4 separate regions of the Mus musculus genome follow, and all the other regions are linked to region 1. A link is a loop called in an ENCODE intact Hi-C map of the cell type or tissue named here. Cell type or tissue: heart. All regions are shown on one strand.

The links. Peaks named below come from ENCODE experiments on the same cell type or tissue, not always from the same donor. Only the 100,000 strongest peaks of a DNase experiment are listed, where the experiment ranks them.
Region 2: it touches region 1 in a loop (2.5-fold over the local background); 8 of 42 quality-filtered maps call a loop at or near these places.
Region 3: a loop joins it to region 1, with 6 times the contacts of the local background. A loop is called at or near these places in 19 of 42 quality-filtered maps.
Region 4: a loop joins it to region 1, with 2.7 times the contacts of the local background. A loop is called at or near these places in 8 of 42 quality-filtered maps.

What each region holds. Positions count from the first base shown.
Region 1 is chr6:114,719,912-114,727,911 of GRCm38, forward strand. It overlaps Atg7 (autophagy related 7), which reads left to right. Exons shown (of 19, transcript NM_028835.5): 17 at 4,983-5,063. Among named protein-coding and RNA genes, the nearest start is that of Gm52917, 11 kb to the right of the region's middle. In heart, a CTCF peak has its summit at 4,201; no DNase peak of the experiment used is centred here; H3K4me3 peaks cover 482 bases; H3K27ac peaks cover 2,772 bases.
Region 2 is chr6:114,811,553-114,819,552 of GRCm38, forward strand. All of the region lies in intron 18 of Atg7 (autophagy related 7), which reads left to right. Among named protein-coding and RNA genes, the nearest start is that of Gm52917, 81 kb to the left of the region's middle. In heart, a CTCF peak has its summit at 3,542 (motif pointing right); DNase peaks (open chromatin) are centred at 929, 1,450, 6,609 and 7,109; H3K27ac peaks cover 2,586 bases; H3K27me3 peaks cover 351 bases.
Region 3 is chr6:115,003,635-115,011,634 of GRCm38, forward strand. It overlaps Tamm41 (TAM41 mitochondrial translocator assembly and maintenance homolog), which reads right to left. Exons shown (of 8, transcript NM_026894.1): 7 at 7,173-7,235; 8 at 747-885. The coding sequence ends at 809. Among named protein-coding and RNA genes, the nearest start is that of Tamm41, 30 kb to the right of the region's middle. In heart, CTCF peaks have their summits at 3,592 and 4,345 (motif pointing left); DNase peaks (open chromatin) are centred at 3,527 and 4,327; H3K27ac peaks cover 894 bases.
Region 4 is chr6:114,870,561-114,878,560 of GRCm38, forward strand. The region is part of intron 2 of Vgll4 (vestigial like family member 4); the gene reads right to left. Among named protein-coding and RNA genes, the nearest start is that of Vgll4, 47 kb to the right of the region's middle. In heart, CTCF peaks have their summits at 3,603 and 4,938; DNase peaks (open chromatin) are centred at 2,531, 4,631 and 5,602; H3K4me3 peaks cover 2,105 bases; H3K27ac peaks cover 5,131 bases.

The sequences.
Region 1 (8,000 bases):
CCAGTGCGTGCAGACGACCTGACACGTGCATGTGGATGTCTGCATCCCTACCGGGCATGACAACGGGAAGCCTTGGCCCCTGCATGGAGAGCAGACTAGACGTATGAAGAACCCTCGTAAAACTGGAGGCATTTTAGCTAAAATTACAACCCAATCCAGGGATTCCCATCCCTGCCCTGCCATCAGTCACCTCTGAGCCCTTCCAGACTATACCTTTACCAGCACAGCTCAGGGCCACCACTGGAAACCTCCAGAACCATGGTCATTGGAGATGCACCACCCTAGAAAGAAAGACTTTGTGGTGGCATTCCTTCCAGAGATGGTCACATTCCTCAGGTGGCATGGAACCAGACCCATTTGGTGAACTAACCTCTGTTGCTAGGTGCATTTTCTGGAGGGCCTTGTATACCTGATGAAGTCTGGCCACAATGCAAGACAGTCACAGGACTGTCAACCCCACCCCCACCCCCCAGCCCCCCTGTTAACAGCCCTGAGCTCATGGCCTGTGCATCCTGCTGCTGCCTCTCACCTCACACCCAGGGCAGCATCTCTTGTCTTCAGAGCACTGATGGCCAAGCTCAGGGATAGCCCAGGACTTGTGCTTTGCAACAGAGATCTCACCCTGCCTGCTTTGCCTGTATAGGCTCTGACAGTGACTTACAGGGCAGGAGCCAAGGAAGCTTAGGTAGCTCTCGTCCAGGGCCCTCCAAATGCAGTAGCAGCAAGGAAACATATTTCAGGCGTATCTTTTCTTCTGGGCAGGAGGGCACATAGCTCTGTGCTAGAATGTAGCAATCACAAGGCCCTGGGATTAGCATCAAGAACCAGAAATGATTAAAGGAAAACTGTTAGTTTTCAGCTAAACTGGACACTTAAGCTGATGATTATTTGCGGGTATAGGACGTGCAGGAACTTTTCATTCTGATCTTGTTGAAACTACCAAATATATAAACTGTTTCTAAATTAGCATTTCTGAGGCATAATTTACAGTTGAAATAAGTCGACTTTAATAAGTGTTGGCAAAAACCTGCACTGCTACTCACCTCCACAGAGGAGACTTGGTGTTTCTGTCCCCCCAGCTGTTCCTTTGTGCTGATGTCCTCTATAGTCCAACCTCAGCCCGCAGCAGCTACACATCAGATTTTTGTATGGGCAGCTTTCACAGTGCCTCTCCTTAGTGCTTTCACCTCTGAAAGGGGAGAGTGGGGACTGTAAAGATAGCCTAGTGGTTAAGAGCACACATTACTGTTGCAGAGGACCCACATTTAGTTCCCAGTATCCAAGTCCGAAATCTCACAACTGTCAGCCCCCAGGATCCTAGCACCTCTCTCAGTGGGCACTGCACACATGAGCACACATACCACACACTTTAAATAAAATAAGTCTTGAAACACATAAAAGGGCCTAGAACAGAATCTTTGACACTTTACAGACCTTTTTAATTTAAATATTTGGCCCATAAGGTGGAATAGTGGTGTTCTTTCCTAGAAAATGTGGGAAGGATTCTAATCTGGGGTAGATGTTTACTTTCTTGGACTGTGAGATGATGCCTGGCCTCTGTGAAGGATAGCTAAGGATAGTGCTGAACTGTTGGCAGCAGCCTCTGCTCCATTCATTTTATGCATTCCTGTCAGGCTGAGGGATAGGAGTTGACCATACACGTAAGACATCATTTGTAGACTCTCAGTTTTTCATGGTCTATAGCCCTGCTGTATGGGAATACTGCAGAGCTTGTTCTTAACTTCGAGCTCTCACATACGTGGCCAACTGATGACATGTGCTGGAGAAGGTGTTTTCCAGCAGGTAGCTGGGTATGAGGGCTCACCCTTCTTATCCCAGTATTGGGAGAAGGGTGACTGTAGTATAAGGCAAGCCTGAGCTACAGAGTGAGTCCTTTTGTCAAAAATAAACAAACATCTGTGGCATGACTGAATTTGCACTTGCAAAAGAAGGATTTTAGACTCTTCATGCCATGAATAAAGATTAGCCATGGGACTGGTTTGAGATGGCTTGACTCCTGGGGTACACCTGTGTTGCTGTTGGCCTTTGTTTCTCTCTCTGTCTCTCTCTCTGTCTCTCTGTCTGTCTCTCTCTCTCTCTCTCTCTCTCTCTCTCCCTCCCCTCCCCTCCGCTCCCCTCCCCTCCCCTCCCCTCCCCTCCCCCCCTCTCCTCTCCTCTCTTTTTCAGCTTCTTAACTAGTTTTACTCTCTCCCTTCCCTCTAGTTCTGGTCCCAACCTCTGTTCCTAAGTTTAGCAGCCGCCGTTCCTACAGAACAGAAATGACAACAGAAGCTCCATGTGCCACCACGGAATAGAGACAGCTGTGCGGGCCGCTTTCAACAGCATTTAGTGGGAATGTGTTAGCTCCAATTGCTTTAAAAGACCTCAGTATGAAAGTAGCTTAGGTGTGTGTGAGGCACACTGTGAACAGAGCATGCATGCATCTTATCTTTTGATCATATGTATTTACCATGTAGGAGTCAGTTCTCTCCTTCTAACACATGGATTCCAGGGACCCAACCCAGGCTCTGCAGGCCATGAGGAGCAAGCCAGTAAGCAGCACCCATCCTTGGCGTTAGCTTCTGCCTCCAGGTTGCTGCCCTCACTGCTTTGGATGATGGACTGTGTTGTGGAACTGTGGTGATGTGAGCCCTTTCCTCCCCAGCTTGCTTTGGTCATCACAGCAGTAGTCACCCTCACTGAGACAGTATGTTTTTGCTCTGGGATTGAAGGGGCTCTAGAAATGGCCTGTAGGCTTTCTCGAGATTGGGTGTGCTGGAAGTGAGAATACACTTCCCATCAGGCTGTGGGTTGCAACCCAGCAAATGGAGACCTCTGTGAACAGCATCAGGCTTTGTGTTCATCTGAACTTAGCTGTTCATTCAAAATGGCTCTGAGTAAAGAGAGTTGAGAGGGTTGTGTCCCTTTTTCTATTTACCTGACATGATGGGGCCCTGGAGAAACTGTGTACCTGTAGGCCCATCGTGACAGAGACAAGCAGGTCCCAAGAGCTTGCTGGCCAGCCTTCCTGCTGTTGTAAAGTGATAGGGTGGAGAATGATGGACACCTGATCTCTGGCCTCTGCATGCCTGTGCTTAATCATGGACCCTGCGGGGGTGGGGAGGGGCACTGTTTAAATGAGGTGATTGAAGTTAATGGGAGAGGCTGTGCTCGGCAAGTCTAAGACACTGGGTCTGATCTCTGGCTCTAAAAGAGGAAAGCAGAGGAAAATTATGAAGACATAAAAGAGAATGCTGTTACCTAAAAAGAGGGTGCCGGGGAGCCAGGTGCCATCTGGCTATGGAGGTCCACCTGCTGATTGATACCAGCCTAGACAAATGTGAGAAGGAATGATTGTTGAGGACAAAGTCTCCATGAGATTAGCCTGTGGGCAAGCCTGTAGGGTATTTTCTTTTCTTTCTTTTTTTTGTTTTTGTTTTTTGTTTTTTGATGTTTTTTGTTGTTGTTGTTTTTGTTTGTTTGTTTTTGAGACAGGGTTTCTCTGTATAGCTCTGGCTGTCCTGGAACTCACTTTGTAGACCAGGCTGGCCTCGAACTCAGAAATCCACCTGTCTCTGCCTCCTAATGGGTGATTGATGTGGGTGGAGGGTGTGGCAGGTGGCTTGAGGTTCTATAAGTAAGCAAGCCACGATGAACAAGGCATATTCTTTATTATTCCTCCGTGATCTCTGCTTCAGTTCCTGCCTCCAGTTCCTGCCCTGACTTCTTTTGGTGATCAACTGTGATGTGGAAATGTAAACTGAAATGAACCTTTCCTCCCCCAAATTCTTTTGGTTATGGTGTTTCTCACAGTAATAGGAAACTGCGATGCCACCGTTAGTCATGGTGACCACGACAGCAGTATGAACCTGAGACAGGCCCCACTAGAAACCAGATTTTATTTCCTCCTGCCCACCCATGCCAGGCTGCTTCACCTGATCATACGTTTCATGACCTTAAAACTGGGAGTTCTGGCATCAAATAAATGAACTTTCAAGATTCATGTTATCTTGCTTACTGCGGATGCTGGCTTCTGTGGAAATGATCAAGGCTTTACTATTACAAGTTTTATAAATGCTATGTTCCTGGTACATACAAGGGGGAGCAGCGCTCCATCACCACTCAGCCGTGGTGGGTGGAACCCACGAGCTGCTCTAAAAGTGGATTTATTGGTTGCAATCAGATGTTTCTGCTCAAGGTGGTGCTGTTTCCCCATCAATGCTGTGACTGCGTGTTTTTATTTCCGCGGGGTCTGCATTCAGCAGCTAGTCAGTGTGCCTACCTTTGCCTTTTGTTATTCCCAAGTTGTCTGCCCTTGAGAAGCCACCACAGAGTTGTGGAAATGCACACTTACCCGGCCTCTGTATTTCCATAAGAGAAGCGAGTCAGAGCAACCTAGAAGTCTGAGTTTTGTTCTGTTTTGTAATGCTGGGGTGGAACCCCGGCCTCCTACATGCCAGACAAGCAACCTGCCATTGGACTACACCTTAGCTCTCAGGCATTTCTTAAAACAGTACTTTCTGTTTGTTTTGTTCTTCATACAAGGTCTCCTGTAGCCCAGACTGCCCTTAGGCTTGCTATGTAGCCAAGGATGGCTTTGGACTCCTGATCCTCACCACCATGCCCGGGCGTATGCCGTGTTGGTGATGGAGCAGAGCCTGGTGTATGCTAGCCAGGGATCCTACCGACTAAAACCCACCCCAACCCCGAGACAGTGCTTGAGGTCTTCCACCTTGCTTTTTATGTTTTAAAGTAAATGTGCTTTTAGGTCTCAAACATTTAAAGATCATGTACATCGTGGGAATAAAGAGTCAGAATAGTTCTCTCAAACCTATCACCGTATGGGGAGGAACTTACATTCACAGAATCGCCTGTGTCAGGACCCATAATAACCATTTCTTCCTCCTTGTCACCCACAGACATGCATCATTATAGCTGTGTTTATCCCTGACCTAATGAGTAATTGTTCTGTTTGGTTTTAGATCCGGGGTTTTCTGTCACGGTTCGATAATGTTCTTCCTGTCAGCCTGGCATTTGATAAATGTACAGCCTGTTCACCCAAAGTAAGTCATTTTACCTCTGAGCAATTTAACCTCATCCTAACCCACTCGGGCCAGTGGGGTGGTGCGTGCATGCGTGCGTGAGTAGAGGAAGGGAGCCCGGTAGGCTTGGTCCTGCTGCTGTTGATCTGCATTCATCCACAGAAGCCAGCTTGGGAAATCTCAGGTCCTAGTGTGCAGAGAGCCTGAGCTAGCTGCTGGGTCAGCTCTTGCTGTACAGTACTTTCAGTTTGGTCATAAAGCTCTCCTGAGTGTCTCGGTCCCCGCCTGAGGGGTTCCTTCCTCGCATCTACTCAGCAGTGCAGCTTCTTATGCTTTCCCCAGAAGGTGGGGGTTTCAGGCAGGCCCAGCTGTGTTTTGGAGATGTTCCTAATGCAAAGGAACAGCAAGCAGAGATGAGGGGCCTGGATTGGGAGGCCGGAACAAGGCCCCTTCCTCTTTGATCTTTCCAGCAGCTCTAAAAATAGAGCAGGGCTGTTGTCCACTGTAATGGGAACCGGCTGATGTATCTCAAAACGACATGGCATCTCAGTTTTTAATAGGCTCTGAGTTATTCTCGCATGTGTACTGTACGTGACAGCTGATTCCCTTTGGATGTCCCTTTAAGCCAGTGCTTCTCAACCTTCCTAATGCTGCGACTCTTTAGGACAGTTCCTCATGTTATGGTGACCGCAACCATAAAATTATTTTTGTCACTACTTCATAACTATAATTTTTCTACTGCTATGAATCATGATGTAAATATCTGATACACAACCCCTGTGAAAGGGTCGTTCCTCTCCGAAAGAGGTCACAACCCTCTGGTTGAGAGCCACCACTTTAAGCCTTCAACCTCCCCATCTCCAGCTCCTACTTGGGGTGCTATGCAGAGTAGCTTATGGGGGTCACTCATCCCAAGATGGCGTTTCTCAGAGGTCTGAGGTTTCCCTGCTATGCCTCCTGCAATGGGCAGAGCTGAGGGAATTGAATTCTAGGAAAAGTCTACTTAGAGTGGCTTCTGTCCTGACCTGTTTACCTAACAGTGGAATCTGGGATAGATAAGCCACAGTAATGGATTTGGTTAAATCTAGGCACTCCCGAGTGGAGAGTGGTTTGTTTTCCTTTCTGCTCTGAGAGTAAACTAAGCCTGCTTTATTGTTGGGCATCTCAAGTGCCTGGTTGAGATTGAAACCTTATAATTTGTGGGTAGATGACCTCTGAGCCCATTCTTCTTGCTGTTTCTCAAGGTATCCTGTATCCTCTTTGGCAGGACCCTGAGGGTGGTAATGTGCACATCTGTTTGCAGGGACAGGGTCTCAGGGCTGTGTGCTCCTTAGTGGAAATGTCTGTCTGTCTGTCTGTCTGTCTGTCTGTCTGTCTGTCTTTTCATTGTACGGCTGAACTAATTGCTCTCCAAATAACTTGGCTGGATTATTTTCAAACTGAAATCCTTTGGTGCCCATGCCAGAAGTGTCTCTGTGGCTTTATGTAGGTCTAGCTCATCAATGAAATGAAGATAATTGGGTTCTCAGAGAAATGTGAGCATTTGCTTTCCTGCTCTGTTTCTAATTAAATCAGCCCATAAGATGCTGTCTGTCTATAAAGAAGCCCAAGGGTACCTCAGGCTGCCCCTCTTTTTTCTTTAAGAAAGAATAGCTTTTTGTATTTTTGTCCTCCCTCCTTGGAAGCATGAGATTAAACACAGGTATGGTGTCTTTGTTACCAGAGTTATTTCCTGTCAGTGGCCATTCAGAGTCCTGCGTTACACAAACTTGCCAGGCGAGTTAATACAACCTGATGTGGATTTTCACAGCTGCACTGTCCCACAGCGATCACTTTTCATGTGGTCTGGATATTGGGTTTCCTTTGTGCCGAGAAGGCTGCACCTCTTTCCAGGAGAAGCCCCTCATTTACTTTCTTGGCCCCCCTCCCTGCCATCTGCATCATCTGTTCTCCGAGCGTTGATTCTTCGAAATGACAATTCCAATTAAGCGGAATCGCTCGCTCTATGAGAGCTTGCTTAACGCTTACTCAGCAGGATGTTTTTTATACTGAGTCATGTCTGAGTTGCTGCTGTTTGAATCAAAATTCTTTGGAGCTAAAAGCAAGTTCTACAAATTTTTCCTTTGATATTCATGAAGTCATTTTTTTAAAAATTTTTCCTCAGTCTTAGGAATTTCATACATGTATACAATGACACATTAGCATATCTTTCTGTTTCTTCTCTTCAACTCCCCTTAAACCATCCTCCAACACAGCCTTTCCCTACCACATGCCCCCACCCTTAACCTACTTAGTCCCACTACACTTTCTGCATGTACATGGATGTGGGGAAGGACTTGGGAAATCCTCTATCAAGGCCACACATTCAAGAGAGAATAATTCTCCCTCCCCCAGAAGCTATCAGCTGCCAGTAGCTTTCCAGGAAGAGATGGGGGCCTGGGTCATACCTCAACCATCTGGGCTGGAATTTTGACTGGATTTGTCTTACCTAGGACTCCTGCAGGTAGCCATAGTTTCTCCGAGTTCATGAGTGCGCCAAAATGTCAAGTCCAGAACTTTGAATTTTAGGACTCTCCTCAGCTCCAGCTCTTTTGTGCCTCCTGCCTTCTGTCTTCTCCAGCCATTGTGGAGGTGGTAGTGGTGTTTAGAAGCCCGTCCCACTGAGGACCAAGCCTCTGTCTCTTGTTCCCATGAGGTGATGTTTTCCTTTGTTGGTTTCCAGTATCCATCCCCCTTCACTCCCACCCCAAAGAGAGGCTCACTCTACTCCTGCTTGGTTTAGCTTCAAATATAGGAAGGGGCCGGGGGAGCAGGACACTCAGGGTAGTGAGTCTTCTCTTTATTAAACGTTGATGCTGGTGGTATAGCCCCATCATGTTGCCAGAGTTGAAGAAGACATGGGTCTCCGCACTCATGTCTGGGAAGGTGGCATCATTGTCCCTCTCAGCATGTCCTAGC
Region 2 (8,000 bases), 92 kb after region 1:
AACAGTATATGCGATGGATCCAGACTGGACCACATGTTATTCTTGTGGGTAGGGCATGGAAGATGGAGTCCTGGGGTTGGCAGGCCCATTAGTTAGAAACACTGATTTCTTCCTGTAAGTGGTATCCCAGTGACTGAGAAAAGTCTGTGATTGTTAGTAAAATAGAAATTAACCTGAAAATGTCAACCTGTAATCCCCAAAATTCTCTAGATGTATTCCAAAGCAAATTTTGACATTTCACTTAGAAACATTCCACCTTGTTAAACCCAAGTTTAAAAGCAAAGAAGTTCCCACATGCATTTCAAATGATGCTCTTGTCTCATCTGAATTGGTCCCCAATCCCCAAGTCCCTCTCTATGGTCTAGGGAGAGGATCACAAAGAGACAAACCAAGAGGAGTTAGAGATGTGTCCTACCCTGGCTTTGGTGTCATAGCTGTGCTAGCACTGCGCCATGTGGAATTTGGGGTTCTAGGAAGTGCTGTCTACAACCACCTCAACACTTGGGATGACTTCTAAGAGTCTGAATGACAACATTCTGACTCTTGGTTTGCTTCCTCCTTTGAAGCTGTGGCTACAAAGGCAAAACGCCTGTAAAAGACTTTTTAAGAGTAAGAGGCTTGAAAGAACGGAACAGCAACTGAAAGTCACACACACTCCAAACATGATTTAACCAGTCTTGCTTACAAGGAGTATATGAAGTGCCCTATTTACTGGGCTAATAAGGAAGACAGTTGCAATACAAGCTCAGGCTTGAATAAAAATAGTCATTCTCAATTTCCCATTTCTCTTATTAATGCATGTTTATTATTCACTAAGTATTTAATGTGTACAGCTGAGCTGTCTAAGCTCCAGGTAACTCGAGTGACTAATAGACCTCCAAGCTGAACACACAGGGCGCAGCCAGCATCTCCTCATGTGTGGATATTTGCACACACACAGGCTCTTTTTGAATTTGTGGATTTTGGCTATGGCCCGAGAAGTTTCTTGGGAATCTAATCTTCTCAATGGCAAGCTCCAGCGTTGCCCTTGCCAGGAGTTTAGTTCATGTAGACCTGGTGCCAATTTTCTTTTCACATATGTGAAGTAACAGTTTGGCACCCAGCAAACACACCAACGCCTCAGCAAAGACTGGAGTTTTTCAGAAAGCAAAGTGAACATATTTGGAACTAATTCTCTTCAGGTAAACTGGGTTGGAATTAAATGTTGTTAGAGATTGCTGTGTCTGTGCAATTGTAGATGTCAAAGGTCACAGCAATAAAGTATTTTTGTTTTATAGAGTTGTCCTTGGAAAGGCCACAGACCATATGACAGCAGAGTGCCCAGTGCCAGCCTCAAATCCAAATTCCATAAAGTTCCATCTGAAGCCCAGCAGGCCACCAGGCCCCACTTCTGAAGCAGGGCGCCCCACTTCCTGGGGCCAGCTAGCTCAGCCTGCTTTCCCAGCCCAAAGTGATGCATGTCCCCAAAACAGGGAGGGTAAACTTCAGCCAGCCCTGGTAGACAGTTCAAAAGCTGAAGACACCAACACTGGCGTTTTGGCAAGTGAAAGCCACAGGAGATCCACCCCGTTGTCACCATTCTGCTTGCCCGTGCTTGTGCATGAGTGTGTGTGGGGTGTGTGTATGTGTGTGTGTGTCTGATTTTCCTTGTTATTTTTAAAAGCTCAGTTCCTCTCACATAGATCACTTTCATGTCACCATCAACAGCAGGACTATATATCCTTCCAAATGACAAAATACTGAAGTGAAGGAAGGCACTTGCCCAAGATTTTGAGGATTTTGTGTGCCCTAGAATTCATCGAATGACTTTGTTATTATTATTATTTGATATTTACTTTATTTACATTTCTCTCTCTCTCTCTTTCTTTCTTTCTTTTTTTTTTTTTGTTTTTTTGTTTTTTTGTTTTTTGTTTTTCGAGACAGGGTTTCTTTGTGTAGCCCTAGCTGTCCTGAAACTCACTCTGTAGACCAAGCTGGCCTCGAACTCAGAAATCAGCTTTCCTCTGCCTCCCAAGTGCTGGGACTAAAGGCATGCCACTGCCCGGCCTATTTACATTTCAAATGTCCCCTTTCCTAGTTTCCCTTCTGAAAACCCCCTATCCCTTCCCCTGTCCCCCTGCTTACCAACCCACCTACATCTGCTTCCTGGCCCTGGAATTCCCCTACACTGGGGCATAAAGCCTTCACAGGACCAAGGCCCTCTGCTCCCATTGATGACCAAATAGGCCATCCTCTGCTACATATCCAGCTAGAGCCATGAGTCCCACCATGTGTATTCTTTGGTTGGTGATTTAGTCCCTGGTAGCTCTGGGGTTACTGGTTAGTTCATATTGTTGTTCCTCCTATGAAGCGGTTAACCCCGTCAGTTCCTTGAGTCCTTTCTCTAGCTCCTTCATTGGAGACCCTGTGCTCAGTCCAATGGTAGGCTGCGAGGATCCACCTCTGTGTTTGTCAGGCACTGGCAGAACCTCTCCAGAGACAGCTAAAACAGGCTTCTGTCAGTAAGCACTTGTTGGCATCTACAAATGGGATCAAATGACTTCTTATTCGTGGTTCCCCATATCTCCTAAAGATGCTGGGAAGTCCTTTGTCTTCTCTCCAAACCAGAACTGCGTGTAGTGGACCTGAGAAAGCCTTGCTTACCCAAGCCACCTTAGTAGATTTCTATCCCAAGGTCACTGTCAGGTCCACAGCTCTGCCAAGGACAGCTTTCCATGGTGGAGAATTGTGTCGAGGACAGGAGGGCCTTATGCACTTGAGAGCTCAGCTAGCAGCTGAACACTGACTGACTGGCCTCTCCCCCCCATTCCTCTCCCCACCCCTGAGGCATCAGACCCAGCTACCACCTGCTAACATGTCTGAAGAAAGCAAGAGGCCTCGGTCATAGCAGATGATTGGAGTTGATGCCAAAACTGCAAACAAGCCATAAATTACACTGTTCTCACAGTGCAGCCACTGCTCGTTAGTTATGGGGGAAACGGACTCCCTTTAATCTGTTTTATTTATGGTAGATGAGAGTTGATCTTTTTTCTTCTTGGCAATGCTGTCATCTTGTATAATTATAAGATCAGGTTTTCTCACTGAGTATTTTTGACCGGTTCTTGGAGTTCTCTGTACAAAGCCCTATGCTATCTACTATTGGAGACAGAAGTCTTGTACTCAGCAGGTGGGGACTGACAGCTGAGGAAGAGAAAATTCTGGAGGGGGATGGTGTTACACGGGCACAGCACTGTGAATGTTTTTTAATGACACAAAACTGTGCACTTAAAAAATAACTTAAATGTCATGTATGCATCACACAGTGGTATATTTTACCATAGTGGAAAAAAAATCCTTCTACTTTTTTTATGTCAGAGTTCATCATGTATTGCTATACTTACGTTTTATTTTGTGTATGTTTTGCCTCTGTGTGTGTGTGTGTGTGTGAGTGTGTGTGTGTGTGTGTGTGTGTGTGTGTGTGTGTGTGTGAAAACACCATGTGCATGCAGTGCTCAAACAGGCCACCAGAGGGCATGGGATATCCTGGAACCCATTATAGACACTCATGGGGGCAGGTCCTCTGGAAGAGCAGTCAGAGCTCTTAACCACCAAGCCATCTCTCCTGCTGTATATTTGCTGTGCATTTTAGGTTTTATGTATGTCTCTTAGGAAAATGGAAGCTTGCATGGCTAGCACAGGATTTGGAACTCGGGGGTTTCCTGGCTTCGTAACAGGTTTTCACTTTAGATTTCTCCTATTATCATGGTCTTAAGTTGCAAGTGATGGCAATTTGCAGCACAAGGAAAGGCAGAATGTCCAGTCCTGCTTTCCACAGTGCCAGACTTGGCCAGAGCTTTGGTGAGCTGAGCATGCCATCTGTGAGAACCAGCCCAGCCTGGTGGTCAGTAAGAGCTGAGCCCCTGGACCTGGCGGTCTGCCTATGCCTCTGAACATGAGTTCCACCATCCTCGCAAGCTGTAGCATCTTTGTCTGTGGAAATGAGGACACTACTTTCAGAATGATCAGACCTCAGTCCATGACCCTACACTGAGAACTCCATAGGTAGTAAGTCCCTGTCACCTTCCTTGCCTCTAAGCCTTTTCTCACAACAGACTGCATGGTAGGATAGCTGCTGATCCCTTCCTCCTGAGCATCTCATCACACACACACACACACACACACACACACACACACAAAAACCTTCCTATTCTTAGTGATCTGGGCTCTGCCTATCTTTGAGCTGGGTGGATATGTTGATGCTAGGGCAATGGAGAAGGGAGCAGGTCCTGGTACCCTGCCTGCCAGGACAGCTATGCAGACAGCCTGCTCTATGCCTCTGCTGTTGCCTAAAGGCCCCACTGTCTCATCCCCACCCTCCAGGTTCTCGAGGACTGGAATGTCTTCCTCTGACCTCTTGCCCCTTAGTCTAGAGCCCCCAAGAAGAAAGACACTAAACACAGACCTAGGTCTTTTCCCCCATAGCCAGCTTTTCTTACAGTGGTATGAGAGCAACCATCTGGGGCCTGGCATCCTTATATCGCTGTGCCTCCCTCCAGCCCAAAGGGACAGTCAGACCATCTTTAGGCCTCCCCGAGAGCTGGAACTGAGGGTGGAGGCTGAGCAGAGAACTTGGGTTGGTAAAATTACCTTGAATCCCTAAGCTGACAGCATTTCGGTCCCTTACTGAATGCTAGGAAACTGAAATCCACCCCACTAGGCTTCAGTCTTATGGGAGGAGCTGGTGCCCAGGCTTATCGGGACTGTTCAAGCCTTCTCTTGAACCTTTGGGAGACTTTACACTTGTAAGTGCTTGAACATGAGAATCTGAACTGCACAGCTACTGAATTGTACCTGTACATCTGTGTCACTAGTGCCCCAGCAAGATGTGGAACAGGCTCCATCCAGTCTCTCTCAAACCTCCTTCTAGTCTGTACCCCCAAATCTCCACCCTTCTAACTTGTATCTTACCCAGGTACAAAGTACTTGTAAAATCTTTCCCTTCCGTGCCCAGCCCAAAGTCACACCTCATCTAAGTAATGGTATTTAGGAACTAAAACTTGGACTTGGGGTATAGGTCAGAGGTAAAATACTTGCCTGGTGCATGTAAGGCCCTGGGATCAAATTCTAACACCAGGAGAAATATAAAGAGCAGCAGCAACACCCCAAAGCACAAACCCAAAGCCAGTTAGTGGCTAGCATGACAAAACCACAGGGCTGAATGCAGACGTTTTCTTTTTCCCTCCCCGCCCCACACTCAGTGTGTCAGTTTCTCCTTCTGCTCCTGAGCCAGGTCATAAGGATGCCATCTCAGAACCTAGAGGAGCAGCAGGCACCGGGCACTTGGGTCCTGTTTCCAGCTGTGCCAGCCTCACAGTCGAGGGTCTCCCCACCGGGAACAGGGATATTTGCTTTTCTAAAGCCTAGCATGTCCGGTGAGCCCCAGCACCGGCCAGCCCTGCCTGCCTTTGTCGGATGGAGTTAAAAGGCTTTTGAGGCCCTCACTGTCCTTCCCCCAGCCCCCCACCCTGGCTTGCACAGCCCCGCTCAAGTCCTTTTATCTAGTCAAGGTATTCAGTCTGTTTACCTGGCGCTAGAGATAACTACAAGGAACTATTAGGTTGACATAGGAGACAAACAGGAAATCAGAGGATTTACAGATGTTATCTCTTTGACACAGAGGGTCTTTTACACCCCATCAGGACAGATGCTATGATAGTACTGAGGAAACACACTGTATATGCAGTTATTCCTGGACTTTGCAGGTTTGCAGAGCTCTGAGGGCTAGAGAGAGGAGATGGGGAGAAAAGTGAACACAAGAAAGAGCTGAGACAGATTTCCTCATTTACCATAAAGATACACACTCTTTGTTACAGGGTAGAGTTTTATTCAATAATTCTGCATAGGATTCATTATATGCATATTATTGCATAAGGCGTAATCTATGCCCTGCTAGGAAGCAGATATGCCAAAAAGGTTAAGTTCTCAAAACTGTCTTTTTAACACATTTCTACTCCTGCTATAGATGGGAAATCTAGAGGAGCAGCAGGCACTGGGCACTTGGGTCCTGTTTCCAGGTGTGCCAGCCTCCTAACATGTCCAGTGAGTGCCCCCAACACACCGGTCCTGACTGCCTTTGTCAAAGTTAGGGGCCCTTTTGAGGACAGGGACACAATGAATTGAGAAAATGTGGGTAGAAGGGAAGAAGGCTGGGGGAGCAGGCAGGATGGGGGTGGAAAATAGTCAAAGCAAAATGAGGAGGCCAGCAGAGGGGGACCCCTGAGCAGGAAGTCTCTTCAGAAGTCTCAACACCTGAACCCCAATGCCGGCCACTAACAGTGCCAGCCACTATCTGTCCTTGCTGACAAGCAGAGAGTCAAGGCAGACCAAGCTTCACAGTTAGTTCTGCTGCCTGGACAATTTCAGGGGGGGGGGGGGAGGGAGGGAGGGACAGAGAGAGACAGAGACAAGGAGGGACAGAGAGAGACAGAGACAGAGACAGAAAGAGAGAGACAAAGAGAGAGCTCTTCAGAAGATACACAGCAAGGAGGATGCCTGCTTATCTTCCCGCCCCGTCTGCGGTTTCCCATTTCTCCTGACGCCCCTCTAAACTCCAGCTTGACGTCATCATGGCTGGTGGCCGCAGCTCCCACGGTGCGAGTGCCAATTTTCCTTTCTGCTCACACGTGGCTCTGGGATGCTCTGCTAAGCTCTAGCCACCTGCACACCGCATTTGCTTTTCTTTAACTTTCCATGTTATCTGCTTTTTTTCTCTTACCTCACTGCCAACTAAGGTTCTCTCTGTGTTAATTAACGGTGGGTGGTGGCCAGTCCTCTTGCCTCTAGGCCTCACCCCACCTCACCCCACAAAGTAGCTTTGCTAGTGCACACATTCATTTCCAGGTGTTTCCCACGCAACAGCCCTCAGTGAAGTCACCTTGGGACGGGCCCTATCCCCTCCCCACAGACAGGAACTTTAGGCAGGAGAGCAAGTTCCTGAGTACCCAGCAGCTCTATCATAAGGATCAGCTCTTGGGATGATGACAGCATTGCTCTCCTCTCTTTAAAAAGGAGTCACAAAGAAAGGGTTTGGCCCTGGCGAGGCCAAGTCAAACAGGATGCATCCTGCTCTCTACCGCTGTGCAGGGAGTAGCCGCTCTGTCCTGTCAGCCTCCCCTCTAGCCACCTCTGGGTCACTTCCTCTTTCTGAATAGCTCCCTGACCTGCTGGAAGGGTGGGCAGTGGAGATTGTGTTTCCATGAACTCACCGAGGAAAAGGATCCTGCAAGTTTCTCAGGGACAGAATGAAGGCCGTTCTTCTCCCTGCAAAGGAAACCAGGTCCAGCCCACCTGCCAGAGCAGTAGCCCTACTCGGGATGACTGGCTTTGAGGCTGTCTCAGGGTCTTTTTTACCCTGGGCTTCCCTGAGGCTGTCTAGGTCCCTAAGGCTCTGTGTCCTCACTAGACTGGTACTGCTCAGAATACCATGGGGCCTGTCATCAGAGAGCCCATGAGCTCAGTGGTAGCACCTGCCTAGCGTGTGGTGTGCAGGATTCCAAGCTGAACCCCAGAACCACACAAGAAATGCAGCATAGCCGGGCGGTAGTGGCGCACGCCTTTAATCCCAGCACTTGGGAGGCAGAGCTGGCAGGCAGATTTCTGAGTTCCAGGACAGCCAGGACTACACAAAGAAACCCTGTCTCAAAAAAAACCAAAAAGAGAAAAAAGAAAAAAACTGCAGCATAGGGTTGGGGATTTAGCTCAGTGGTAGAACGCTTGCCTAGCAGGTACAGAGCCCTGGGATCAGACCTCAGCTCTGGGGGAAAAAAATATTAAATAACAAAGAAATACAGCATAAATAAACATGCTGGAAAACATATGCATGGCTCTGTCAAACCCCGTGGCTCACAGTCCTATCACAATGGAGAGCCCCAAATCCTAGCTCATTTAAGCTCAAGCCCAGTTTAAGTAAAGAATCACGAATGTGTCACAAGCTCGTGAATACCTGAGAGGGGTGGAGAGAT
Region 3 (8,000 bases), 280 kb after region 1:
AAGATGATGGCAGTGACTGGAGCCAGCCTTAGAGGAGCCAACACAACAAAGGGCAGAGAGGAAAGCAGGGTGGATCAGTGTGTCCTGTACTGCTGGGTTCTCGGTACGTACACACGTCTCAGTACTGGCTGGGCAGAAGCTGCAAGGGGTCGTCTAGGGCTCTGCACCCAAAAGTCAGTCTGCTACACAACTTCATACAAAACAGGCCAAAACCAAACCAAACCAAAAAAAAAAAAAAAACAAACTGAAAAGACAAAAACCAAAACCAAAATCCCACCAAGTGAATGGGGACTGGGGCACTAGAAGAGAGCCCAGCTTATGTACCCTGTAGACTTTACAGGCTACAAGTTCAAACGCACAGTAGCAGCACCTGTCATGTCCAACTCAGTGTGTCCTCAAAGTCAGAACCTTTTGTTCAGCATGGATCACAAAATGCACTCACAGCTCTGTACCTAGAAGCCTTTTCTTGGGGTCCAAAGTCCTCTCATGTGCTTGGGTAGCACCTGAGTTAGTGTCTGACAGTGAATTAAAAAAAAAAAAAAATCAACCATAGCCAAGCATCGTGGCACACACCTTTTAATCCCAGATTCAGGAGGCAGAGGCAGGAGGATCTCTGTGAATTTGAGGCCAGCCAGGCTGTAAAGTGAGACTCTGTCTAATAAAGACCCAGAAACAAACCAAACCTTACCAAGCATGACTCAAACCTTGGTCTCCTCGATTTCAAGCAGCCAGTCAGAGTGACAAGCAACTCTTAAAAAAGCATGGAGCCATTTATTCATAATCTACACGTAACACAACATCAGTCAAGTCAGGACGCTTTTCTCATCCACCCTTTCCACATTTTGTTCAGTTTCCGTGAACTATAAATCACAGACTTCTTCATACCTGCAAGAAAAAAGAAGCGTGGATGAGGAGTGAGTCCTGTTCGGTGGACACGCAGCTACCGTCCCAGAGGCTTGTCTTTGGGTTCGGGCTACAGTGGGCTGACTGGGGCGTTTTGAGAGGACCTGGGAGCCGAAGGCCATTAGAGGCCGCAGAGACTCTGAGCTGGGCCCCTGCTGTGCAGCACCATTCTGTGTCTGACCAGGATTCCTGGGGTTGAAAGGGGTTCTGGCAGCCACTGGGCTTCCCAGGTCTTTTAGAAGGGAGGAGCCTTCTGGTGCTCCCTCTCGACAGCAGGAGCATCCCAGTCACTGCTGCTCTGTGTCCCACGCACGCCACCTGTCTGCCTAGAGCAGATGCAGTTCCAACGACACATGCCAGGCTGCTCTCTTGCCTGGTGCTCGCCTCTTGAATAGCATTTACCCCTCTGTTCTGCACTTGTAGCTGATTCTCCTGTCTCTGCCTAGACTGACAGCTCCCCAGGACAGGGCCCTTGTTCTATTCACCCAGCGTTCCTTTCACCTCATGCAGTACCTGGTACCCAGCAGCACACAGGAGATGCTTAGCTGAGTCTTCTGAAGTGGCAGAGTGAAGATTGGTTCTTATAGGCCTCTGACTTTATCCCAACTACAAAATCCCAGAGAAGAGGCTCTCTGAGGCTTATGGGAAACGCGTACCAAGGGATAAACTGGGTGCTAGTATTCTCAGCTGGTGCTTTAGGGTGTGGCCTGAGGAGCTGAAGCCTTCTTCTCTTTGTGCTCTGGGTTGGAAGTGTATGCTCCTGGCTGTGGCTTGGTGACCATGTTGACAAGATGGGAGGATTAACTGGGTAGTGATCTTTTAAACTACCTGGCCCTGTTAACTGGAAGCTGCCTCACCTGCTTGGAATCTGTGGCTACTGCAGGCAGTGACAGGGAGAAAGGCAGGGTTCCCAAAACCATTAGCAGATGTGTCTGGATTCGTGTTCTCAGCTTGACATGATCTCGTTGAGAAACTCCAAGTTTTCACTGCCTCCACCCCTCTTAATTTTCTCCCTGAAGCAATGACTCTGGTCAGACTCACCCACCTGAGCACTAAGGCTGGAAGATCATTACATAAGGTGCTGTTTCGAATTTCAGCAGAACCAACCAGAAGGCCGAGCAGAAGCCAGGCAGTCACACATGCAGGACTCAGCACAGCAAGCCCAGGCTGCTGAGTCACGGCTGGAGACCGACCAACTCCTCTTGCCATAGCTTAGTGACAAGCTCCTCTGAGATTGTCAGGTAAATACTGACCATGGCTGAGTGGCCCTGGGTGCCATCTTCAGCTGCTTAGAGCACTAGATGCCTCCCTTGACCGAACACAATTCCTCCTTCAGCGGTCAGAAAGCCTGCAGTAGGGGACTGTGCCACAAAGAACACTAGGAAATGACTGCTTATGTGCACTTCCATGCAGAGGGGCCCTGAGGTTAGATTTCCATGGGCTCCGTCCATAGCCACACCACTCTGAACGTGCTCGATCCCACCAGGTTTTCTCAAGAGCTGAGGTTTGCTCAAGGTAAGAACAATTAATTTCACCAAAGGCTTAAAATATTTCAGCCAACAATTTCATAAAATTGAAACAGTGTTCTTCAAAGGACAGCAAAGTCTGTGAAGCACCGGGGGCAGGTGGGAAAGCCCCCTGTGGAGGCTCTGTGGAGGAGCCAGAGTGGCACGCCAGGGCAGGAGCTGTTCACATTACCACATCAAACAGGAGTGGGGTCCAGGAACAGCCTGAGCTCTGAGGATGGAAGGGGGAAGGCAAGAGAAAGGAGGAAGAGAAACCGTCTAAAGCAATTCAGGAAGAAAAAGCATCAAGAAGAAGGGGCCATCAGTGGGCCAACTTCTCCAGCACACACTCTAAGGTGGGGCCTGACACAATTCTATATCCACACCTATGAAGACAAAGTCAGTGAGCCTCTGAACACTTGCAGTGAGCCTCCAACTGACCTGTGTACAGGGAAAGGCTCATCCGAGGCAGAGCTACAGCTTAATTTGACAGGTTAGACATGGCTGGGTGTGGCAGTGGACACCTACAACCCTAGAACCCAGAGAGCAAAGCCAGACAACTGAGGTCACAGCAGCCTCAGCTACAGATACCCAATCAGAATAGAGGAGGGAAGCAGGAAAGGGGGGAGGGAGGGAGGGAGGGAGGGAGGGAGGGAGGGAGGGAAGGAGAAAGAGAGAGAGAGAGAGAGAGAGAGAGAGAGAGAAAGAGAAGGAGGAGGAGGAGGGAGGGTGTTCAACCTTAAGTGATAAACACATCATCAGAAAGATGATGTAAGATGAAAATAACGATTGGCTCCACTGTGTTTCAGGAATGGGATGAGGAGCAGCGAGGCATGCTGGGATATCTCTTAGGGATAAGACTAAACGTGTCCTGTTAATTCAGCGGAGTCTTTTGAAGTTGGGAGATTTAACTCTGATTGACCATAAAGACAGGAGGGAGAATTAGACTAATCGGCTTCCCGCACCTCAGAGGGTGGCACCCCAGTCTCTGGGGTTTGCATCTGCCTCCTGCCTCCTTCTTCTCCTGTGCCCCATGCACTCTCTTCCCTTGCTGCCCTGGCCTGGGCTTGCGCAAGGCTCCTTCAGATGGCTAGCTGGCTCTATCCCTATCTGCTGGTCTCTCTGGTAACAGTCCCCTCCCTCTTCCTGCATCCTCAGTAGCCTCCCTCTGGCCTCAGGGAGGCTCAGCAGTCTTTGAATGCTGAATGCAGCTTTGGGGCCGACCTTTGTGCGGCTCTGGCCTATCTCTCAGGCTGATCACTGACTCCAATTTCCTACCTACCTGTCCTCACACCCGCTCACTCAAACTGCTGCAGCAGGCTCGAGCCAGGCACAGAGACTCTGTAAAGGGCTGCTGCTTAGACAAAGACAGTTGGCTCTGCTGGTCTTTTGTTGGCAGAGACTGGCTACCCTCAGTGGCAAACTACTTTCTTCAGGGGCTCCGTGCTGACGCTAGTTCCTGATGAACTAGGAAACTTGAGGAGAATCTTGCTGCTCTGCTAGCAACAGGGTATGCGAGATGGAGACCAGCTCCTAACGAAGAAACTTCCAGAGAAAAGGAACAGAGTATTTCTAAGACTTCAAGCTAGACCATGAGCGTATCTGACAAACTGCAAGGGAAAGCTATTAAGACAGAGGGCCATGCTGCTCACAAACACAGCGCACCGAACATGTTTCCCAAGAAAATCTGCAGGGCGGGTTACAGATCTCACAGGCTACCACATACACAGAGAGGCCAGGCACAAGGCCAGAAGACCCACAGAACTGCAGCAGGGTCATCGTTGCCTACTGTTGCCGCTGCCTGTGCCCTTTCTCCCCCTGTACAATGTGGGGCCCTGAGAAGTGAAGCAAGTCACTGCTCAGGGGATGCAGGGCAGTCCTGGCCCGGAGGGAACCTGGGTGGCAGGTTCTGCTAACACTGCCCTCTGCTGGCGAATGGCAGAACTCAGTGGGGAGATGCCCAGGGCCTATCTCAGGGTGGAGGTTATCAGGAGGTGGTGCAGGGATTCACAATGATTTTTGTTTGTTTGTTTTCACTCCTGGCTAATAATTGTCACTATTCAAATAGGAAAAGCAATTTTAGGTCTACTTTGGTGCGGCTCATGACTGTATTGTTATTCATTTTTTACACACAGAGGCTGTTCTTCTTTGGTAAGACATTACCATAACTAAAGATAACTTTTATTAAAATCAGGCACATCATGGAATGGAGTCCTTCAGTTTCTCGGTTGTTTGGACCCAAAGGGTCCCAAGGTTTTAAGTGACAAACAGTTTAGTTAAGCCCACAGTGTATGGAGCAGTAAAGCTTTTCATTGAGCAAAACGGGCCAATGAAGAAAAACAGTTTGGATTTTCTAAAATCTCCCACCCACCCCAAGTCACAAAAATGCTAAAACATACTCATGCACAAACTGTACTAACAGACAGATCCCAGCACTCAGAGGCTAAGGTAGGAGGACCGCCCTGTACTGCATAGCAGGATAGTGTCGCAAACAACCAATGAGGGCTGGTGGTGGCTCAGTCAGAGCACTTGCCTTCCAAGTGAGGAGCCATGGATCTGATCAGTGCTAAAACCAGGTGTGGTGGTCCATGCCTGTCATCCCAGCACATGGAAGGTGGGGGCCAGAGGGCTGAGAGTTCCAGACCATTCTTATCTACGTAGCAAGTTTGCGGCTGGGCCAGGGATATATGATGCCAACTTACATAAAAATATAAAAATGCTGTTAGGACAACAGCATACTGATACAGCCCTACTTTACTGAGTCTCACCATGTCAGCTCAGAAACACCCAGAATCCACTATCTTCTGTTGTCTATTGTAAAGCAAATCCCAGGGATCATATTATTTCATCCATAAATATTTTAGCATGTCCCTCTGAAAGAACAAGATTAAAAACGCCAAACAACACCATTATTGCAACTGAAAGCATCAAACATCCCTTGTAGCCCAGAAACCCATCTCAACCAGCCACAGGCACAGCACAAGTCACCAGCCTGATTCGCTCTAGCAAACCATGTCACCCATGTCAGCTTCGCCCGAGTCCACCAGCAGGAGCTCAGAACACATGACTACCTTAGTCAGAGACACCAAGTTACGTGCAGAGTTGTGGGAGACCTTTTCTGCAGCTGACGTAAGTGTTTAGTGCTGCTGAAACCTGGCCAGAGCCTTCCAGACTCGGGGGCATCACTGCATCCAGGGAACAGATGCTCCGAGGGACATGCACTGGGCTGTGAGCCTCGAGTGTGGCCACACCAGCTCCAGGGCAGTCTCACACCCAAGGAACAGGCGTAGGGTGAGAAGTCACTCTGTTTGGGAGCTACCCCTGCGCCATCTCCTGACCATGTACGTGTCAGTCTTCCTTACCAGCTCAGGCGGCGGGATGGCCAACGCCTGAGCAACCAGCACAGGGCAGCCAGATGCTCAATGCTAGGAGCAAAGAGCTACAGCAAGCATTTTATGTGATGACACCAAGAGCTGCAGAGAGTGAGGAGAGAGAAGGCTTCCCACACCTTACTCATCAACACAGCTACTTTGGTGGGTAATCTGGCAATATCTAAGGCTATACTTGATGAATTTGCTGGACATAAAGAACAGAGGAACGGAGGCTGGGAAAGTAACTAGGGTGAGAAAGCGCCTGCATAGCCTGTGTGACACCCAGTACCCCAGACTCACAGAGGCTGCCAAACCTCCCAGAGAGCAGAGGTCACATGGGAGACACAAGGACAGCAACCCCTGGCCTAGGAGCACCCACATCTGGATAAAGGACTTCACAGTGGGAAAAGAAGGGATACTCTGAGTTCCCCTGAAAGAGATCAAAGGGCCCAGCACAGCATGCCAATGATGGGACTCCAGAGCCCCAGGGAGAAGGAAGAGTCAAGGAGCTCCCGAACACACACATGGACTAAGGATCAGAATAGCTTTGAACTTCAACAGTAGTCCTGAAAGTGAGAATAATTGAAGTAATTATTTCAAGAATCTGTCTTCTCTCCCCTCCCCCTTCTTTCTCCTCCCTCCCCTCCACCTCTCTCAGACAGCGCTCTGCTATGAAGACAAGGATGACTTTGAATCTGTAAGCTGTGCACCAAGAGAGTGCAGGGCATAGCCACGGACCCGCAGGGCAGGGGAGGAAACACACATCATCTGCCTCGACTCAGGGTTCAACTTTCAATAACGACTCGGCCCAAGCTGCACGTAGGAAAGGAGAACTCAGGCAGGAGGGAGGCCATGGGCGGGCGGGCCTGGCACCCAGTGGCCGAGGGGCGAGCATAACTGTGGCTCAAACATGGCCTTCGATTGCCCACGGGGAGCTGGCAACTAAAGTGAGGAACAGAAGAACGGTAACCTAACCCCACGATTCAGGAGACAGCAGGGGAAACAGAAACATCTCACCAAGAGAAGGCAGCAGGTGTCCGTGAACGGAGCAGGGCACTCCCCTGTTTTTGCAGTGCTTTGCGAGGGGTGACTTCAATACAGAAACATGAGAGCAAAACCCCACACAGGAAGGAGTTATTTAGGAACTGAGAGGAGAGCCCAAGCCTCCTGCCAGCACCTCGGGTGGTGACCCAGGAGTTCAGGTCACACTGCAGTCATGACTATCTAAGAGAACTACAATGACGGGGTGTATGGGTTAGAACTGCACCAGTACAAGGGAGATGCAAATGCAAAGCTCTGTATTTCAACCGGCAGCACTGAGGCCATTCTGTCCAGCATTATGTCTTCCCTACTGTCCTTTGCTACCCCAGGTGCCTGTTCCCAAAGGTCTTACCAGCAGTAAAAAGGCCTTTAGTGCTCTGCCTGATGCTGGAAGGTCTGACGATTGATGAGATCGCTGCAAAACACAAAAGCAAAAAGGATAACAGAAGCTGGACACAGGCTGGTCATCTTAGAGGTCTTAAAACTCCGATACTAAATATCATTTCCAGCTAGTCATTTCCAGAACCAGCGGGGGATTGCCGGCCCTGTTGGGAGGCCAGCTGTGCACAGGCCCAGCTGTGTGAGCACCCGCAGAGGCCGAGGCTGCTGTACAACTTGGCCACCTTTAAACAAGGGGGGTGGGAGGTGACCCTCGAAGGTCATCTTAGGAATTTAAAGCTGCCCATGCCTTCTAGTTCACAGTTCTAAGATGCAGAAAATGTGAAGAGATCTTTGTTTTTTATCTCGAGGTGCCCATAGTAAAAGGAAATGAGAATTTTTATTCTAAGATACAGGGCCCAAGTCTCCCATCATCTCAGGGTGGCAGCAACCCGCCAAAGGCCTGGCCTGGCCTAGGGGAGCTGGTGCCTGGGATTCTCAAGAAACTTGGTGCAGGTTCCGGAGAGGGAGGGTGGAGCCACCGCCAAATTCCTTACTGCAAACTGCATTTCTAATCAACAAATATTTTACTGAGAGACAAAGGGAGAATGAATTTGTTTGAGAGACAGGGTCATTTCAGTTTCCTAATTATGCCTTCCCTACTGTCCTTTGCTACTTAAGAGAGAAGTGGGTCTCTCAAGTTTTAAGGTTGTGATCTTTCAGTTGTTTTTAGAGACAGAGCCTCGCCTTGCTAATTAACCTTGGTTGGCCCTGAACTCACTATGTAGCCCAGGCTGGTTTT
Region 4 (8,000 bases), 150 kb after region 1:
CCGGTGTCTTGAAGAGGCAGTTGTGTGAATGAACTGGCTTTCAAAGAGCAAACCTATTCTTGGGGGTACTCAGCACCAAAGGGGCTCATAAGGCTGGGCAGACAGGGTAGCGCCTCCATCAGGGTTCCAGGAGGAACTCTAGGAAGATGATCTACCATGACACATCCACAGAGAGGAGAGGTCTGGAGACAGCCACATTCCCCACTGCTGTGCCACTGCTACAAGGTCTTTCCGAGCTTCGAGCTAAATCTTAGGAAGGCTCACTTCTAGTTTCTCCTCGGCGCGTTTGCAGCACATCGCTTTGGGTGGGAACATCAGAAGCTTCACCCTACCCAAGGTTTGCGGTGGGCGCACACACACGCGTGCAGCAGCCACAGAGATGGCCGCACAGATGGCCGCTGGGATGTGACTTCGTTCCTTAGACGAGCCACTCAGAACAGAAACGCTTCAGCAGAAAGCCTGCCTTCAAATGGGTGGCAGGTGCCGCCAGAGACCGCGTCTCTATGCCACGTCTCCCTTTTGGAAAAACCCGGGAACTTTATCCCTCCCAGCTACCAGAAAAGTCTTCCCCTGTCAGCCTTACCAGGGTTCAAACACCAGTCCATCAGCAGTACTGCACACTCCACTAACCAGTCGCCCCACAGCAGCACCTGGCACTGGCCATCACTGCAGAGGAGTCAGCCAGGGGGCCCGAGCACGGGGAAGGCCTGGCTCCTTCAGCATAGTGGTAGTCTCTGAACGGGAGATCAGGACACGTGATATAGGTAGGGACAAGAGCAGCATGAGGATTAGCCCAGGCCTGCAGTGCTCTGTGCCCGGGTCCCATAAGAAGGTGAAGACATCTGGGTCTCAATTCCCAGCACTAACATGGCAGCTCACAGCCATCTGTAACTCTAGTTCCAGAGACTCTGACGCCCTCTTCTGGCCTCTGTGGGCACTATACACACCAAACACCCACATATAAATTAAAAGTAACACTCTAAAAAGAAAGGTGAGGGCATACGAACCTTCCTTTTTATTCAGCTCTTCCTGAGACTTGCTCTGGGGCAGACACCCTGCATCCCACATACATGTGTAGTCCACATGGCTGCACACCCACGTCCTGCACAGGAGTGCTAGCAGTCTGTGGCTGGGGGTAACGGGTCTCAAATTACTCTGTGGGGTCTCTTTCACACATTGATTCAATACTGAATAAAAACCAGAAAGGAGGGCTGGAGAGATGGCTCAGTGGATAAGAGCACTGACTGTTCTTCCAGAGGTCCTGAGTTCAATTCCCGGCAACCACATGGTGGCTCACAGTCATCTGTAATGGGATCTTCTGGTGTGTCTGAAGACAGAAATAGTAGTGTACACACATTTATAAAATAAATCTTTAAAAAGGAAAAAAAACCTAGAAAGGAGGTTTTTCTTCTCAGGTCACCTATAACCCTGACTGACCTTAGAAATTACAAACTACAACGAAGAATAACAGCAACAAAAGCTCAGCCATTAACACACCATAGAGCGAGCTCAATGAACCTCAGGTATTGAGATTCTACTGTTGGCAATTAGATATGCACCCAAGAAGAGATCTTTTGACACTTAGCATGATTCCTATATTATACTACCAATAAAGGAAGGGTCCCAAGGCCTCCCGTCTGGACCACACGGACCCTCAGTGTTTAGGGCTGTGATTGCCTCCAAGCACCTGGCTTGTCCTTGCCGAACTCCACCTCTCTAAAAACTGGAGAAGAGAAGGACTCTTTTTCTTTTAATACATCTATGGAATTTAGCAATAAGCTTTAAATTACTTTAAGCAAAGATGGTTTTTGAGAGTTACCCTGGTCCTTGGAAACACTCCAGTATGCTAGCAACTGGTTAGGCTGGTTACGACTCAAGACTTTCCTTTCTTTTCTTTTCTTTTTTTTTCTGGCTTTTCAAGACAGGGTTTCTCTGTGTAGCCCTGGCTGTCCTGGAACTCACTCTGTAGACCAAGCTGGCCTCGAACTCAGAAATCTACCTGCCTTTCCCTCCCAAGTGCTGGGATTAAAGATGTGCACCACCTCCACCTGGCTGGTCTCCTCCAAGCTTAGAAGCTCCCCATAAACACAGAGGCCATCATCACTTAAAGGCCTACTTCATCTCTCAGTCTCAAAAGTGCCCTTCCTGACTGCCACTTCAGGATCTTGCTATGTAGCTGAAGCTGCCCTTCAATTTGAGACTCTCTTGCTTCAACCTCCCTTACAGTAAGCATTCGTCAGCATCTAGAATTCTCCCTCCCCGAGCTGCACACTTTGCTTTCCTGGGTGGTTGATCACATCTGAGCAATGCCCTGGCCGTTATGGTCATCTTTAGAGCTACCTTGGAGCTCTGAAGAGGGGAAACCATAGCATGGGACCCGACTTCCTGCTCGAAGCTGATGTAACATTTGCCCTAGACCCATGCAGAGGATTAACCCATACCTGTCCACTCTACAAGAGCTTCCAAGAGCCAGGTTCCAGTGGTTCCCGTTCAGAACCCATTCAACTGAAGTCACTGCCCCCGGAGCCCTCCGACTTTACCTGTGCATGGGGGGATCCGGCACTGGACCGCTGGCTTTCCCTCCCTCAGCACCAGACACTGCTTCCCCGTGACACTTGTAAGTGCTCTTTGGTTGAACCAAATAGCCCTGCAGCTTATTTCTGTGTTACGGTAAGGGATACAATACCATTAATTTTTTTCCCTTAATTCTTGTGAATAAGTGTTTGCCTGCAAAAGATGGTATGGAATCCCCTAAAACTGGAGCTACAGGTTATTGTTAGCTACCACGTGAGTGCTGGGGACTGAACTCGGGCCCTCTGCCGGAGCTTAAACCTCTCCAGCCCCTACAATACCATAGTTAAGGTCATTGTCTAGTAGCACTAAGTGCATTCACACACTATACAAACCATTTACCACCGCCCACCTCCAAGAGTTCTCTGTTGTCCCTACTAAGCACTAAGACCCCAGGCCAGCCAGTCCAGGGAGCAGCCACTCCATGTTACCTCATGATGAGCCAACCGTTCTCCATGCTAGAGGCCCTGTCATACCAGCAGTGCTTTGACTCTGGGTTATTTTGCTCCGCGAATCCTCATGTTTCACCCATGTGTGGTAGTATGTGTTAGCATTTTCTGCCTCTTTAAGGCTGAATGTATTCCACTGTAACACGGAGACCCATGCTTTTAGCCACCCACTCATTAGTGGGCATTCTCCTGTGCTGTTCCCACGTCTTGACTATGTGAACAGAGCTACTGTGAGTCTAGGTGTTCAAACAGGACCTAGTACGCTCTGCTTCCAATCATTCTGTGTAAATTCCCAGAAGAGGAGCTGTTGGGTCACAGTGTGGATCTCAGTCTAACACCCAGTCCTTAGAAGTTCTGACAGATCACCAGCAGCCTATCAGGTTGGGTCTCTCATTCACCACCTGTCCCGTCTTACTATGACAGAGAAACCAAAGAAAGGTTGGCTGGAGCTCAGGGCCAGCCCTCAAGCACAGAACTGATCAGCCTTCATAAAACAGCCTTCCTGGATTGTGGGAGGCTCACCAAACACTGTGAACATGCCCCCACAGAAGTTAGCGCACACCCTCCTCCCTGCCACCAGGACACAAGACAGTGCGGACTGGGACAGTGGCTGCGATCAGCTGTGAGCTTCTGGGAGACTCACAGCCACATAACTGTGGTTCCCATTTCTCACTATGAGCCCGGAACAATTGCTTCAAGTCTTCAGAGGGTGGCTAAATGTTAACAGTAATAGCTACCATTTGTGTGGCAGCAGTATGTGGCGGGACCAAGTCCTCAGTGTGTCTGCACCACTCCTACAACAAGGGCACTCTAACCCGCAGGTCCCTCCCCGGGCTCCCAGGGGCAAGGCAGGATCGCAGCTTAGCTGGCCGGGGTGCAGCTCTCAGAGTGGATGAGGGTAGAAGTTGGTAGAGCAATGGTGCAAGTTCCTCAGAGTTGGGACAAAAGCATTTTCTATCAGACCCGAGAGGTCAAGAGGTCGCTGGCTGATGATGAGCGACAAGGGAGCCTGAGTGGTGTGTCCAGGGGAAAGCGGCTGAGGTCAGAGACTCTAGACTCTGCCAAGTGCTTTTCTCGTTGTCTTCTGTTACGAATAAACTTGAGAGCAGAAGCACAAGCCTGGCGTCTGGGCTGAGAAGGAACAGGGGCCCCCAGCATCTGCCCCCCTCACGTGACAGCCTCACCTGAACCTGGGTGCTCCTTAATCCTGCCAGCTACCTCCACACTGCTCTTCTGTGACCGCCCCCTAGCCCTAGCAGGAAGATTTGGTGATTGCATGGCTCAGCTTGGGACAAGGTGCGGGTGGCCAGGAGACAGGGACCCAGGGAACATCCCTGCTGCGCCCATCAGTTCTGCCTCCCCCAGCTTAAATTAATTACAGCTGAAAATACAGCGCTGCCATCTGCTTTGAAAACGGCAGGATAAGGGAATAAAATGAAAGGGGGTTTTGGTACTAACCTCACTTTAATCATTGCCAAAGAGCATGAAGACAGCCCAGCGTCCTCCCACAAGAAAGCCTGGGGCCTCACAAACTTGGCAGGCAAGGCGGGCGCGCACCCCGTCAGAATAAGAGTCCCCGGGAGGAGGGTGTGAGGTGCGGGGCCGCCTGCCCCTCGCTGCAGGGGAAGCTTCCTGCGGGCCTGGGAGAGGCTGGGAACTCCTGGGAGGCGTTATTTACGGAGTGCCGCCTGCCAAGAACGTTGCATGCATCGCTGCAGTTCCATTTTCAGAGAAAACAGATCTGCTGTCAGAATTACAGCGAGTCACTTCCTCTTTCTTTGTTTCCCTACCTTCCATAACATCAGGCTTTTAGCAAACTCTACAACTTGGCCAAAGGAAATGCTGGCAGGAAGGGGCGAGGCAGGAGGGAGGGGACGGGCCTGCAGTTCAGCTTCTGTGGGTTTTCTGGTCCTCTTGCCCTTCTCACAAACCCCACTTGAGAGGCTGTTCTGTTACAAGTGCTGGAGGCCAGCACTGAGACCCAGCTAGCCCCGGTGAGGACATTATCTGCTCCCATCTGCAGATTTCTGAACCTTATCCCAGGCCAGTGGCTTGATTTCTAGGGGAGTCACCTGCCTGCCTGGTTCCTTCAGATCCTAATTTTCCTTGCAGCATGCATGGGCCTGCTGGCTCCTTTCACACCACAACAGAACAGCATTTATATCAAGCAGGCTCTCCTAAACCAGACCTGTAGCACGAGGATGACCGCACCAATGAAAGAGCAGTTCTTGTGGGAGGAAAACACATTTAAAAAGAAAAAAGAAGAGAAAAGAAAAGATGCAAAGGCTGTCTTCCAAACCTGCCAACTGTCACTGTCTATAGCAACCGTGTCCATAACACTGCGTCTCAGGAGTGTGACTTTCTAGTAAAGGCTACATCCATCAAGCCCAAGGGAACATCTGGGAAAATGGTTAAATAAAAACAATTGCATTTTTGATTTCAGAGTTTACTAAGGATACCCAACAAGAGACAAGTCTCACACACTCCCAGTTCAGCTCAGCAGCAAAGGTCCTGGAAGAGAGAGGGAGGGAGGGACGACAGCCAGGGAGGCCTTTGGACGCAGACCTACCCCTTCTCCAAGGGGTGAGGAGCCCTGTTCAGCTCCACTCCACAGTCACAGCCCACCTCTCTCCCCAGGGCTAAATCCCTCCAGCTCCCACCACCTCTAGTGTGGAAGCCATCAGGACGAGCACAGATACACAGAGCACAGAGGCCCATGCACATAAAGCTCCTTCATTCTGTCACAGGAGTGTCCTGAGCAGTCACAATGGCCCTGTCCTAGCCACGGGGTGTGGGTGTTCTTCAACACACTTCAGTCCTTTCTACAACACTTTTGGAAGGTTTTCCTGCTAAAGAAAAAGATCTAGTAAGTGATCCAGCCGCATCCAAACAAAACATTCTGCATGTTGGGGAGGTGTGTGTGTGTGTGTGTGTGTGTGTGTGTGTGTGTGAGAGAGACATGTGTGCATGCCAGCATAGAGGTCAGGCTCCAATGCTGTTCAGTTCACCTCAGACCATCAACCTTGGACTTGTTTTTTTGCTGCTGCTGCTGCTATTATTTTTGGTTTTTTGTTTTGTTTTGTTTTGTTTTTTAAAGACTGTGTCTTTTTCACGGGCTCTGCTGACCAGCCAGGGAGCTCCAGGGAACTGCTGTCTCAGCACGGGGTTCTAGTGTGAGCACCCTCAACCAGCTTTCTCACGTGGTTCTGGGATGGAAGAACGCAAGTCCGAATGCTTGCAAAGTAGGTACTATTTACCAACTGAGCTATTATCATAGCCTGAAAGGTCTTTCTTTTACAAACACTGTAAATACTTGGAAGACTTCGGAAGACCAAACATGCTGGACAGTTAGTCACAGACTACACACGGCTAGCAGGCACACCTGGAGAGCTGCAGGGCTCTGAGTGAGGATGCTAACCCTCACAGATGCAATCGCTAAAGAAAGGAAAGTTGAGGAGGACTGAGGGAATCTCGGAAGAAATGCCCCCGTCCCTGCCCCCTCCCAGCACTGGGGAGCATGCTCACAAATTACATATTATAGCCCCACGAAAGAAATATGACAAACAAGCCCAAAGTCCTGAGACCATGCAAAGGCTGGTGGTATAGCTCAGGTGGTAAGACACTTGCCCAGCATGAATGAAGCCTGTTGGGGTCTCAATCCACAGACCCCAACACTAGGGAGATGAAGGCAGAAGGATCAGAAGTCACCCTTGACAACATAGTGAATTTGAGGCCAGTTTCTTCTCTGGAGGAGGAGGAGGAGGAGGAGGAGGAGGAGGAGGAGGAGGAGGAGTCGTCGTCGTCATATCAGTTACCTATCAAGTGTGCTGCTGCTGCTGTTGGAAATTCAAAATCTCCAGTACACACATGCACACATTTCCAGCTTTCAGTCTACAGACTCCACCGGAGGGTTGGTTATAGCTCAGATTGTCTAACCAGGTCCCATCTTCAGCAAGGCAGGGACAAAGAAAGGGGGAGGGGGCATTAACCTGAGCTTCAAATGAATTATCAATGAGTAAGCAACTGATGACCACAGGAAAGCAATTCTGATTGGGTCAGGAAGGAAATAAACCTTTGCCATGAATAAATAAAAGCACTGTTTTGGGAGTTTGTTTGCTTGTTTAAGTTAAACTGTCTAACTAGCTGGCCGAACACGGTGGCCTTTGGAGCACTGGTCAAGCTATGGAAAGGTGAGCGAGCCCCCCTAGGACAGAGGTGAGCTGCTGAGTTTACCCTGGCCTCTCAGCATTGCGCCCCCAAACCTGCCTCCTCCTTCAAGACCTCTCTTTTTTTGGTTTTCCCCTGTGCCCCCTTTGAAGCTCAGCCTCCCCCACATGGTGGCCACACACAAGCCCTAAATCCTTTTGTATTATGCAGAGGGTCCCCAGCTTCTCTGCGGTGTAAAGGGAGTGTACACTCAGTAGGAACTGCACTCTGGGTGTTGAATTCTGTTCTCCCCGGCCTGGCCTGGCACTCTGTAGTGACTTCTCAGGCACCTGCAAACCAAAGTGCCCAGCAGCCCTAGTGGCTCTGTTGAGAAGCTAAAACAAGAAGCAGGCGGAGAGCCACATCCTTACTTCACAATGGGTCGGTTGATAGGGATAAGTATCACCCTGGTGTTGATGGACAAGAAGCCCCCGCCATTGGTTCAACAGGAGAGTTCGTGGGCACTGACCCTCTAGGACAATTCTTGGGTCCTACCACCAAACCTTTTCTAGAACAGCTCTCCTATATAAAAATCTCCGAAGCAACATGTTTGTAACTGCATCCTGCCCTTAAAAATTGATTTAAAAAAATGAATAAACTTAAGATCAAGCCTTTTTGGAGAGCTAAAACAAACAAACAAACAAACAAACAAACAAAAAACCAAGCACGAGTCACTCAGCTCCTTGGGTGGGGGAAGGGGCTGAGGCAGAAGCCCTGTGAATCTTAGGCTACTTAGACTACACAGAGACAGACAAGGCAATCTGTAGAAGGCGC